3 separate regions of the Homo sapiens genome follow, and all the other regions are linked to region 2. The links are chromatin loops, found by intact Hi-C in ENCODE. Cell type or tissue: Caco-2. All regions are shown on one strand. Each heading gives the region's core, and the rest is flanking DNA. Links, peaks and the distances in the headings are about the cores only.

Region 1 (4,330 bases), core at 1,208-3,707, 70 kb after region 2:
TGCAGGGCTCTGGGTAGCAGGAACTTGTCAGCTTTTTCATCGAGGTGGTGCCCCAGAAATGAGTTCTAACTTCTTATATTCTCTTTTGATCTCTTCAATCAGGATTCAAAATCTAGGAGAGAGTATTCCGCTTTCAAATCTTTGAAATTTGGTGAGGAAAATAAGCATCTCGGTTTTATAATCCCAGGACTATAGAGGACCCTGGGAATGGTTAAGGGGAACAGAAATACAGTTACAATGAATATGATCTAGTATTTGGTAGCACAACAGGGCTACAGTAAATTGTTAACTGTTGTGAACAACTTACTGTTCACATTTGTTAACAATTTACTGTGTAATTTAAAATAAGTAAAAGAGCAGAATTAGAATGTTCTAACACAAAGAAATGATAAGGGCCCTGATTTGATCATTACATATTGTATGCCTGTATCAAAACATCACATACCCCATCTATATATATAACTGTTATGTACCCATAATAATTAAGAATTAAAATTTTAAAAAGCAAGAGGGGACAAATGATTCCCCAAGATGAAATTAGGGTGCTGCCATCAAATGGAGGGAAATAAACTCTGAGAGCTAAAAAGCAACAGAAGTTCACTATAATATGTAACTGTTAATGCAGAATTATAGTTGATAATGCTAGTCATAAAAGTAGCCATCAAAATGAATAAGAAATAACTTTTTTGAATACAGTTATCCCTTAACCATTGTGGCGGGACTCACAGCACTGAAGTTCTCACGCACTGACGTCTCTCCCACTTGACCCTGAATTCCATGTCTTCCATGAAGCAGTTAAATTCATTTAGAAAATGAGGAAATAGAGACTTTTATAATAATACTGAGGAGGACTTTGTGATCATTTAACACTTCCTAAAATGTCATCTCCTCCCTGGTTTACCTAATCAGCCTGTACTTCCTTGTCAAGACTCAGCTCAGGCATTTTACCTCATCCCGGAAGACTTTCTCCCTTAAAACGCCCTCCTGCCACATCCTGTTCTGATTATGGGCCACTCATCCCTGTTACTGTTCTCTTCCCATAGTGTTGTGTTGGCTGAGTTGTCTGACTCTCATACCAGCCAGACTGGCAGACTCTTGTCTTATTTTTCTTTGATTCTCCAGTCCTTTACACAGTATGCGCATATTAAACATTCAGTAAATATTTGTTGAGTGAATGGGTGGATTTGCCAGAGAAGAGGATAAGGCATCCCATCTAGAGCCCGCATGGATAAAGGCATGAAACACAGCAGGAACTGGTGAGAAATTCTGTAGGATTAGAGCATGGAGCGGTTAACTGGAGAAGAGACTGGTAAAGCTGACCAGCGTTAGCCTCTAAAGGACCATATGTGCCAAGTTTAAACAATTCTGTAGGTGTCAGGAACAAGCAGAAGAATGTGTGAGATTTGGCAAGGGGAGTGGGTCAGGACTCTAGAGAATGTGTGGTGAATAAATACTGGCTGGAGCTAGAGCTGGTAAACAGAACCCTCAGATGGTAGGATGTTGTCTCTGGGAGTTAAGAATCAGACCTGGTTTGGGAGCAGATTAACCTACCATGCACCTAGGCACTTTTCCAAGTGCTGGAGTACAGTGGTGAATTACTGCTCCCATGGAGCTTTCATCCAGAAAGGGTAGACAGATGAAACAACATACAGGCACAAAAGGGCACATACACACTCTCAAAACCAGAATGCCGCGTTGCAGATAAAATGTTCCAAGGCAGCACTCTCCAAGTTAAGCGTTCAGAGCAGTCTGGTGTCTGCACTGAATATTTCCCTACAATATCGCAGGGAACCTTCTTATAGTCCGCATCTCAGGCATTTACTGCGAAGTTTTTACAAGTAAAATGACGAATACAGTATTTGTTCTTGATGTATATAATACTGAATGCACTCTACAAAAAGTGTTTCAAATAAGAAAAAAATAATTTGTCACAGGAATACTTTAGCAAAGTGATTTACTTTTTCCCCGTTTCATACTGCACATAGGGATATTATTTTTAAAGCCTAATTAGATAAATATATCTAACTTGCTCAACGTGCTCTTCCTAATCATCTCATCCATGATAGTATAAATAAAAGCCAGTGATTGCCTGGGTTACAATTCTTAGTGCCTGAAAAATAATGTGGCATTTTTATAATTAATCCATAATGTTGCCAACTTGTTTGTTTTTCTGCAGTAGAATAGACTCCACTAGTAAAGGAATTTTTAATTCTTGATGTAAACATTAACCTGTGCCATGTGAGCTAGTCTTACATTCCCTTCCCCCAGTTGTGGGCTCATTTAATGAGCCCTTTCCTCTCTTTTCCAGGGTGCTGATAAGACTGTGAAAGGCCCAGATGGACTGACCGCCTTTGAAGCCACTGACAACCAGGCAATCAAAGCTCTTCTCCAGTGATGGATGGATGGACTGATAACTCCGGAAGAATGACTCTCCTGTGGCCTCACACTGCTGCCTGTCTGTCTGTCACTCTCTATCTGCCAGCTTCTTCAGCTAAATACTTTAAGAGGGGTGAGGGGAGAGAGAAATTCATAACAAATCCGACTACCAGAAAAAAAAAATTGTTTTGGAGGAGGGGCAAAAGGAACCATGATCAGGCTTTTACTGGGATTCCTGATCAAGTAAGCCTCTTCCCTTTCTAATAAAATATACACCTTATACCCAAGGGAGAGCAAAGACAAAATACACCAGTAACATTTGACCTTTTCAGCTCCCTAGCTAATTTATTAGATTGTGTTGAAGGTCTGATTCTACAAAGGCCAACTCTACATATTTGGTAGCCCTAACTGTCTGAGCAGTAGTGGCTGCTGTGATGTAAACTTAGGGTGCTGAGATAAGCAATTAGCTCTAGCCTTCTGCCTTAAGAATGCACTCTACTGGGGATTTCCTGGCATAGTTAAGAGCGCTGCCTATAAGGTTGGTGACCAAATCTTTCCTCGGTGACTTTAAGCTTTATGTGAAAGCTTAGTTAAGGTGAGGAGGGGCACACTCCTAAATTGCTGGATGACTGAACTTTGGATTTTCTCTCCCCTTTCACATGGATTTCATGTCTCTTTAGATAAAACTGACTAGTTTTATTTATAAAATCTTAAGTTTTGGAAGTCTAAAGGAGAAACCATTCCAGTATGCATATTTTTTTCTCCTCTAGATTCATACATTTATATAGCATTGAAACACTTTCAAACTCCTGCTGGTAGTAAAAGGGGATTTAAAAATAGAATCATAGCCATAAGCCTGTTAGTATCATATGAAGAGAGAACAGTTATCTTAGTACCTATGGATTTTCTTTATTTGCTGTTTGAATGGATTGACCTTGGTTATGTGTTGAGAATTAAGGAACATTCTTTGAAATGCCTCTCTCAGACCCATCTTGGAGGCTGATTACTTACTGCACCAAAGCTATCACTGGGGTGAGATTTACTGTTTGGACAAATTTAGCCCCATCCCTTCAAAAATACACTTGTAACCAGGTTTCCCAGAGTTGTTGATAGGCTTCTGCTGAACATATGCCAACCCACCTGCATAATATATTTTTGTTGCTTTTATAAATCATGCATTACATAAAGTGTGACAACTTCAAAATGTATTCTCTGTTCTTGGAATACAGTGCCCTAAAATGGTGTTCTTATGACCTGCAGAAAATATTTACACATATTTCCAAATATTTATTTCATGAGCAGTACAGCTAATTAAAATATATAAGCTTAAATTTTATATCTTACATTTAAAATATTAAGATTCCTTTGACTTGCCATCCATATAAGCTTGCTAAAAATATTAAGACCAAGTCATGCAATAATTGAATGTACCTCAAATTTTTAGGGGAGGGTGGGTTAGGGACTGATACTCAGATTGTGGATAATAATTGAATTGGTTTTTAAAGGCAACATAGCATTCTACAGCAGGGTTAATCTATTATCAAGAACAGTCACCCTGGTTAATAACAAGTTTTACTGATCAGTTGCTGGTTGGTTGGTTGGTTGGCATGTGGGTGTGTGGGTGTATAGGTGTGTGTGGGTGTGTGTGTGTATTTTTCCCCATGAGTCCTTTTTTTAATCCTGTGGCTTTTTCACTTACAACTAGCCTAACCCTGTAATTTTCCTACATCCAAGAAAACAATCACAAAGTAGTGGTTTAAATACTTTGTTGTATTTGGCTAATTTTGCTGTCTTAATGCAGCCTATTAAGAGTTGGGTTAAAAATCAGTAATCAGTACTTTATTACATCACTGAACTAAAATATGGAGACATCCTCATTGAAAATGGAGGGCACTCTATCAGTCTATAACTATCAACGTAGTGCAACAGGGTGTTTTGATACCTTTGTTTTCAC
Region 2 (4,330 bases), core at 600-3,099:
ACACCACCTGGCCCCTTAGCTTCCCATTCCTGCATCACTGCTATTCCTCTTCTCCTGTGTCACCTAAGTTCCAACCATACTGTCTTCAAATACACCCTGAGGGTTTTTGCCGTACATCTTCATGCATCTTGTTCCCTCTGCCAAGCACATCCCGTCTCCAGATCTTTGCAGGTCTGACTTTTTCTTTATTTTATTTATTTTTAATTTACAATGCAGCTGTGCTTGGAAAGTCTGGCTTTTTCTTATCGTTTAGGTCTTGCCTCAAATAATTCCCCTTCAGAGAAGCCTTCCCTACCTTCTCATTTTTTTTTCATCTTTTTTAAATTTTTTTGAGACAGAGTCTCACTCTGTCACCCAGGCTGGAGTGCACTGGTGAGATCTCAGCTCACTGCAACCTCCACCTCCCAGGTTCAAGTGATTCTCCTGCCTCAGCCTCCCAAGTAGCTGGGATTATAGGTGCCCATCACCACACCTAGATAATTTTTGTATTTTTAGTAGAGACAGCGTTTCACCATGTTGACCAGGCTGGTCTCAAACCCCTGATCTCAAGTGATCCACTCTCCTCAGCCTCTCAAAGTGTCTGGATTACAGGTGTGAGCCACTGCACCTGGCCCCTGGCTTCTCATTTTAGAGAAGCCACTCATTCCTCAAGTCATTCTCTGCAATAGCTCTGCATGGTAGAACTTCCTGTGATGATGGAAATGTTCTCAAGTGCTATTCCATGCAGTAGCCACCAGCCAGGCACATGTGGCTACTGAGTTCTTAAAACCAAGTAACTGTGGCTGAGAAACTGAATTTCTAATTTTATTTCATTTTAATTTAAATAGCCCTGTGTATGGGTAGGGCCTACCCCATTAGAGAGAATAGCTCTATAGCATCACCATGTTTTATTCTCCTCAAAGCTCTAATAACTACCTGAAGTTATCATGTTCATTTCTTTCAAAAGTTCCATGAGGTCAGGGACCTGGTCTATCTAGAAAAACTGCCACACACACAAAAAAGTACTACATACATTATGTATTTCTGCATAACAAATTACTATAAATGTAGCAGCTTAAAACACCACACAATTCTTATCTCACAGTTTCTGTGAGGTCGGGAGCCCTGGGCATGGCTTAGCTGGGCATGTGCTCTGCTTCAGTGTCTCTTACAGATCAGCAATCAAGGTATTGGCCAGGGCTGGGATCTCATCTGAAAGCTCAACTGGGAAAGGATCTGCTTCCAAGCTCACATGGTTGTTGGCTGAGGTCAGTTCTTCAAGGGCTATTGGAAGGAGATCCTCAGCACCCAGCTGGCTGTTGGCTGAAAGCTGCCACCAGTCCTTTGCCACCCCAACATAGCAGCTCATTTTGTGGCAGCTTGCTTTATCAATGTGTGCAAGCCAAGAAGGAAACAGCAAGAGAGGAGTTACAATCTTATGTAAACTATCATAGAAGTAATATCTCATCACCTTTGCTGCATTCTACTGGTTAGAAACAAGTCACTAGGCCAGCACACACTCAAGGAGAGAGGATGATGCAACAACATAAACACCAGAAGGCAAAGATCACTGGCGTCTGCCTACCCCAGGCAGCTATTACATATTTGCTGAGTGGATGAATGAGTGAAAGGATGAAGGCAAATATCACTGGCGTCTGCCTACCCCAGGCAGCTATTACATATTTGCTGAGTGGATGAATGAGTGAAAGGATGAAGACCCTACTCTACTCTGGCTGAGTTATGCCAGTGTAGCCCCTTTTTCCTCACTGTGAAAGATAAAGTCTTGTGTTAGAAATTATCAAAGAAGAAATAGAGATTCTTTCCCTAATGAAATCTGAAAAAAATATTAAAGCTATGGAAAAGGAAGTTTCTTAGCAAAGTAGACAGATTCTTACTTGATAACTGTTAAGAGCATGAACAAGCCTGGGCAACATAGCAAGACTTCATCTCTAAAAATAAAAAAAATAAAATATAGAAAAAAATAGCCAGGCATGATGGCTCATACCTGTAGTCCTATCTAGCTACTCAGGAGGCTGAGGTGGGAGGATCACTTGAGCCTAGGAGTTCAAGGCTACAGTGAGCTAGGATCACGCCACTGCAATCCAGTGTAGGCAACAGAGAGAGAGACCCCACCTCAAAAAAAAAAAAAAAGTATGGGCCCTGAAGTCAAAATGCTCAGATTCAAAGCCTAAGTCTGCATTTTTACCATTTGTGTACTTGAACTCCTTTGTGTCTCAGTTTGCTTATAGGATTATTGTCAGGATTTAATGAGTTAATAGGTGAACATTTTATAGAACAGCACCTGGCACAGAGTACATACTTAAGAAATGTTAGCTATTATTATTGTTATCACTACTATAATAACCGAATTTTTTTTTGGAAAACAAATTTTCCACTTCTAAGGCTGTTAATGTAATTCTTACAAGCTAATGATTGTATCACTCTGGGTTCTTAGTTGCAGGCAAGAAAAAATCAACTCCAGCTGAGTTAAGCAGAAAATGGAATCTATTAAAAACATAGTGGGTGACTCCCAGAATCACTGAAAGAACTGGAAAATGGACAGGGAGTTGTGCAGCTGATAACAACACCCAAAATCACAAGGTAGAACCCTCTGTCCCCTTGGTCTGCCAACGCCCCTAGTCCCAGATGCTGCACATGGCCAGCTACCCTAAGGAACTCAGTCCTCCTCCAGCTGCTGCTCCTACAGAATGTGATTCTTCCAGCGCGCACATCACTGGTAGGCTGTAAGAACACTGCTGGTTTCTCAGCCTGCTCCATCACATTGATGAAGGCTAGGTCTCAGAGATATGCCTGAAGAGCTGGTATTTGGCATTTTCTTCTTCTATGGTTACAGGCAAGTCTGCCTCCTTCCAAGACTCATTGGAAGGGTAATTTCCAAAACATAAGATGAGCATTCCCACGCTGGACAGCCAAAATAATTTTAAAAGCAAATGTCCACTAGAATAGCCATTAATGATTTCTCCTTGTTGAACATGATTTTTTAATCCACATATTAAAAATTCAATAAGTTCCTGCAGATAAGTTCTCTCAAGGCAAGGATTTATATCTCTCATTATATTCCTTTCTAGGTCTACATGGTAGTTTTGAAGCTGGGATAAAACAATGGTCAAGATACTAGTTGTTTGGTTTATTTATTTGGTGTCCTTATTTTTACAATGATGGATTCCTTCACCAGCAAATCATTAATTGCATATTATATTTCTCCATTAAGCCTTGTGCCCTTTCCACACTTGGAAGCTGTAATACTACAAGCCTCTTGCCCTTTAAAAATTAAGTTGTCTCTATTCACGACCTCCTTAGAAGAGGTTCAAAATCTTATTGCTTGTGGTATTTTTATTTTATTTTTCTAGGGGACAGTTATGAGAGTTTCTCTCAACAGAAACTTTGGAATGAGTGGTTCTGAGCTTTTGTGATTGGTACCAGTGAGACTGATATGAAGTAGAGGCTCTTCCATACATTAGAGAAGGAGCCTCTGACAGCAGAGTCAAGGCCAAATGGACTTCCAAAAAGATTACACCATTTTACATGCCTACCAACAGCCTCATTTGATGTAAAAGCAGGAGACTCAGAAAGTTTCTGCCTTGGATAATATTCTACTCCAGTGTCTCAAGAATTTGGAATTTTTCCCCAAAGTCTTTTTTCCTTAAGACCATAATGGCCTTTCTTATTTTCCCTAATGATATCCATCTGTAGAAAGTTGTCCAATAAGCATACATTTGGTAAGTTTATCTCATTGCTTTAAAAAATACTTTACAACACTGTGAGGGGGAAGAAAATTCCATGTGCAATCCATGTGCAGTAGGTAAAGTTGAAGCATACAGTCTTGGTTACTCAATTCAGTCTGATTCATCTTAATCAATGGTTCTCAACCAGGGTTGGTTTTGTACCTTGAGGGACATTTGGCAATGCCTGGAGACATTTCTGGCTGATGCAACTGGGGATGAGGAGGTACAATGTTACTGGCACTTAGTGGGTAGAAGCGAGGGACGGTGCTCAACACCCTGTAATGCACAGGACAGCTCCCCACAAAATATTATCTGACCCAAAATGTCAATACTTTGGAGTTTGAGCACTCTGATAGGAATACAATGACTTTCATAGGCATTTCCAGTTTTCCTTTCTCACTCCATAACTCTTCCTCCTCAACTTCTGGCCTAGTGACATATTTTCTGGCTGCCAGGTCATTAAAGCAAGATTCTTTCTGATCTCATCCTCAAACGTGGACTGTGGAAGATGAAGCCACACCCAGATCTCCTGTTCTGAAAATTCTGAAACATATTTATTCAATTATGTGCATTGAAACTGGGGACTTTAATGAACACAACTCCAG
Region 3 (4,330 bases), core at 1,137-3,636, 63 kb after region 2:
CACCCGCCCCACGCACCCGCCCCCCCCCCCCGCCCCCATTTTCCCCAATCCTTATGGTCACAAGATAACTACTGAACCGCCAGGCATTGTGTCTGTTGACAACAGGAAGAGGGGGGAAAGAGCTAAGGCCAAAATTAGGTCAGATAGTCACCTGTAGCTTTAAGGGAGTCTGAGGATTTCACTTATTTTCAACCTCTGTAGTAGAGGAAAGCAAAGAAGAACGGGTTGGAAGTGGGTTGTGTCAGATGCTGAGTGAGCTACAGTACTGACCTGTGATCTCCAGGGCACCAGCTGCCTGGGAAATCCCAGCAGGCTTCACAGAGAATCTAACAATTGAATGAGAGGTAATTGGGTGGTTCCAGGGAAAGAATAAAGAATGTCTTTGATGCTTTACGTTTTTCGAAGTCTTCATGAGACATTTAATATCAAAAGGAAGTACACACTGTATTCATTTAAATACTGGGGATATAGGAGTTAACAAGGTAAACAGATCCTCCGCTCTTGGACACCTCATTTTCTAGAGGGAAGGCAGAGTAACACCTCATTTTCTAGAGGGAAGGCAGAGTAAACAGGTATACCAATAAATGTAACTTAATTTCAGGTAGTAACAAGTACTGTGGGGGGAAAAAAAGCCTTTATAAGGGTAAAAAATAACTATTTTGGATAGAAAATTTCTTAAGGGTATTATATACTTTTCTCTTAAGCAGAGTAACAAGACATGATGATTTCCTTGAAGCCTTACCAGCATCCAACCCTCGGGGGTCTGTTGAAGTTTTGGTTAATTGTCCTTACACTAGCTAAGCTTTAGCCGGGCTCAGTCTTGGTTTCTTTCTTACTATAGTCATGTCAAGCTCTTGTCAGATGTTACTGTTGTTAGTGTGACCGTCTTCAGTAGGCCTTCTCTCCTTTCTGTTTTCTGTTTCTGATTTAATTTTGACTGAGAAGGTCTGTGTTTGAAATAAAAATTTCTGAGTGAGGACACCAGCATGCTTCTATGGAATGATGAAGAGCTTGAACTCTGTAAAGCTGTTTCAATGGTTTTTTAAAGTTTTATATTCACTTCCTGTCAGTTCAAATCAACATAAGGTTGCTAGAATCCTGACCTGATAAGTGTCTGTCATAAAATGTTAAACTAGAAACATTGCAAATATTCCTTGAATTGACTTTAATCCTCAACTGCAGTCTTAGTCCTTTCAGATATTTGTTTTGTATTTGATTCTAAATTGCTTTCTTTCCAAAGTGAATTGACCATTCAAAACCATGGTTGCTAAAGAAAATTTTCTGAAGTAATTGGTTATATTCCAAGGGGGAAGGGTATGTGTGTGTGTTTATCTGTGTGTATATGTAGATAGGTAAATCCATATGCATATGTAGAGATAACACACAGTTTGCCCTCCATAGCCATAGGTTTTGCATCCATGGATTCAACCACAGATCAAAAATAGATTCAGAAAAATAATAGCACAATAATTACAAATAATATAAATTAAAAAGCAATACAGTATAACAACTGGGTGACCCTTGAACAATGCAGGGGTTTAGGGTTGCCAACCCCTGCACAGTCAAAAATCCACATAGAATTTTTGACTCCCAAAAAACTAATAGCTTACTGTTCACCGGAAGCATATAGATGACATAAACAGACAGTCAACACATATTTTTTGTATGAGTTATATACTTCATTGTTACAGTAAAGTAAGCTGGAGAAAAGACTATTAAGAAAATCATTACAAAGACAAACTACATTTACTATTCATTAAGTGGAAGTAGGTTACCATAAAGACCTTTATCCTCATTTTCTTTGCTTCAAGTAGCTTGAGGAGGAGGAATTGGGGGTTGGTCTTGCTGTCTCAGAGGAGGAAGAGGTGGAAGGAGGGACAGGAGAGGCAGGCACACTCCATGTAACTTTTATTGAAAAATATCTGCTTATAATTGGACCTGCACAGTTCAAACCCATGTCGTTCAAGGGTCAAGTGTATTTATATAGTGTTTACGTTGTATTAGGTATTATAAGTAATCTATAGATAATTTAAAGTATACAAAAGTATATAAAGTGTGTATGTTATATGCAAATCCTAAGCCATTTTATATAAGGGATTTGGGTATCCAAGAGGGAGTTAGGAACCAATCCCCCTCACACACAGAGGGATGACTATATATGTAGTTGACTGTATTTATATTTGGTTCAAGAGAGAGAGAGAGGTTTTGTGTGTGTGTGTGTGTGTGTGTGTGTGTGTATCCAGTTAGCACTTGGAGATCTATATATATATAGAAGTGCTAATTTTTTGCCTGATTTTATTTGTAAATTTTTTAAATTTTGCATGGAAACAAAGCTGCTTGTTATTCTGTCAATTTATCAGTATAACTATAATCAGCATCTTCAAAACCTTGACAAAAGCCTCTTGTCAAGATAATGTCAGATAACCTCTGAGGAGTTTGAGAGTTTCATCCTTAAAATGTTACTAATCCAGTTTTCTTGGCCTATTTTTACATGCTAAGAACTGATAATATACAGGGGAATTAGGCTGTCTGAAGTAAGAAGTAGATAAAGGTGACAAGCAGGTAAAGATATGTTCTTGTTGTTTCATGTGGGTATATCTTATCTTTCCAGCTAGATTGTAAATTATTTATGGGTGGAGATAGCATGACTTGAAGTTTTTTTAAACATTCTGCATGTTTGACCTCACACTATCAAATAATACTTGATTATCTACAAGTGTGGCATTTGAAGATCAATAAATTACTTGCAATGCCTTAAAAACGTTTACTCCCTAGAATGACAAACAGCCTGTCTGTTTGGGTCACTTTAACTTGGCCATAGCAACCTTTTTCTCCTCCAGAAAACTTCAGAAAAATCAGCAGAATCATGCTGTAGGCAAATGAACCTAGTTCTGATTGTAATCAGATGTCAGCAATAAAGGGACTTCTATGTTGCAATTACCTGAAAATAAGTGGGTATGTTATATAGTGTGCTAGTAGGCAGGCAGCCTGTTCACAATGGAAATGCTTTGTTGATATATTCACAGCAGTCTGTCTTTAAATCTGCCAATTTAATACTATAATTATTTTATCAAGTTCCTTATATTTTTAGTTCCTATTTGTATCCGTTTTTTTTGTTTGTTTGAGACGGAGTCTCACTCTGTCACCCAGGCTGGAGTGCAGTGGCACAATCTAGGCTCACTGCAACCTCCGCCTCCTGGGTTCAAGCGATTCTTCTGCCTCAGCCTCCCCAGTAGCTGGGATTACAGGTGCCTGCCACCATGCCTGGCTAATTTTTGCATTTTTAGTACAGACGGGGTTTCGCCATGTTGACCAGGCTGGTCTTGAACTCCTGACCTCAGGTGATCTGCCCACCCTGGCCTCCCAAAGTGTTGACATTACAGGCGTGAGCCACTGTGCCCGGCCTGTATCAATAAACATGTATTGATTACCTCTTATTGGGCCTGTGCAAGGCCTTGGGATCGCAAAGACTAATAAGCCTTGTTCCTGCCCTCAACATAGTTAGTCTGGTAAAAGGAGACAAATATGTAAAACAATCAGTGCCTTGAAGCATTGTGGTTGCTGTGACAAGAGTTATATGCAATGTGTAAAGACCCGAAGGAAGAAGAGGGCAATTGTGGTCTTGGAAGTTAAGGGGATAGTGTGTTATGAATAAGAATGTCATTACAGCTCCAGGTACCACAATTGTAATTTCATAAAGCAGTTGACACTTGAGCTGAACCTTAGAAACTTAGTGTCTAAGAGTCCAGTAGAGAATTGGGGCACCATCCCAAGCAGAAGCAACAATGAGAAAAGTCACAGGGACAAGAAAGAAACCATGATGTATTAGAGTACAGTACGTTGTTTGGCGTAGCCACACAGTCAGGTAGAAAGGATTTAGCAAGGCCTATGACTAGAGAGGTAGGTAGTGAACAGATTATGCCTTTATGTGTCATGTTATTTATCTTTATTCTATTTCGTGAGAATGCCATTAAAGGCTTTTAGGTATATGAACAGTATGATCAGACTGGCATTTGAGAAAGAACACCCAAACATGTAGAGTCTGAATTAGAGTTGTGTAATAAAAAAGGCCGGGCGCAGTGGCTCACGCCTGTGATCCCAGCATTTTGGGACGCTAAGGTGGGCGGATCACAAGGTCAGGAGATCGAGGCCAGCCTGGCTAACACAGTGAAACCCTATCTCTACTAAAAATACAAAAAAATTTAGTCAGGCATGGTGGTATGCACCTGTAATCCCAGCTACTCGGGAGGCTGAGGCAGGAGAATTGCTTGAACCCAAGAGGCGGAGGTTGCAGTGAGCCGAGGTTGTGCCACTGCACTCCAGCCTGGGT

Evidence for each region. A loop is a pair of places that touch in the nucleus more often than their neighbours do. Peaks named below come from ENCODE experiments on the same cell type or tissue, not always from the same donor. Only the 100,000 strongest peaks of a DNase experiment are listed, where the experiment ranks them.
Region 1: it touches region 2 in a loop (4-fold over the local background); 3 of 110 quality-filtered maps call a loop at or near these places.
Region 3: a loop joins it to region 2, with 3.0 times the contacts of the local background. A loop is called at or near these places in 4 of 110 quality-filtered maps.

What each region holds. Positions count from the first base shown.
Region 1 is chr7:135,927,991-135,932,320 of GRCh38, reverse strand. MTPN (myotrophin) reads left to right here. Exons shown (of 4, transcript NM_145808.4): 4 at 2,309-4,330. The coding sequence ends at 2,395. Among named protein-coding and RNA genes, the nearest start is that of MTPN, 47 kb to the left of the region's middle. In Caco-2, for the core only: no CTCF peak of the experiment used is centred there; DNase peaks (open chromatin) are centred at 2,370 and 2,820.
Region 2 is chr7:135,997,679-136,002,008 of GRCh38, reverse strand. It overlaps a transcript of LOC105375523 not described here. Among named protein-coding and RNA genes, the nearest start is that of MTPN, 22 kb to the right of the region's middle. In Caco-2, for the core only: no CTCF peak of the experiment used is centred there; a DNase peak (open chromatin) is centred at 1,538.
Region 3 is chr7:135,935,278-135,939,607 of GRCh38, reverse strand. All of the region lies in intron 3 of MTPN (myotrophin), which reads left to right. Among named protein-coding and RNA genes, the nearest start is that of MTPN, 40 kb to the left of the region's middle. In Caco-2, for the core only: no CTCF peak of the experiment used is centred there; no DNase peak of the experiment used is centred there.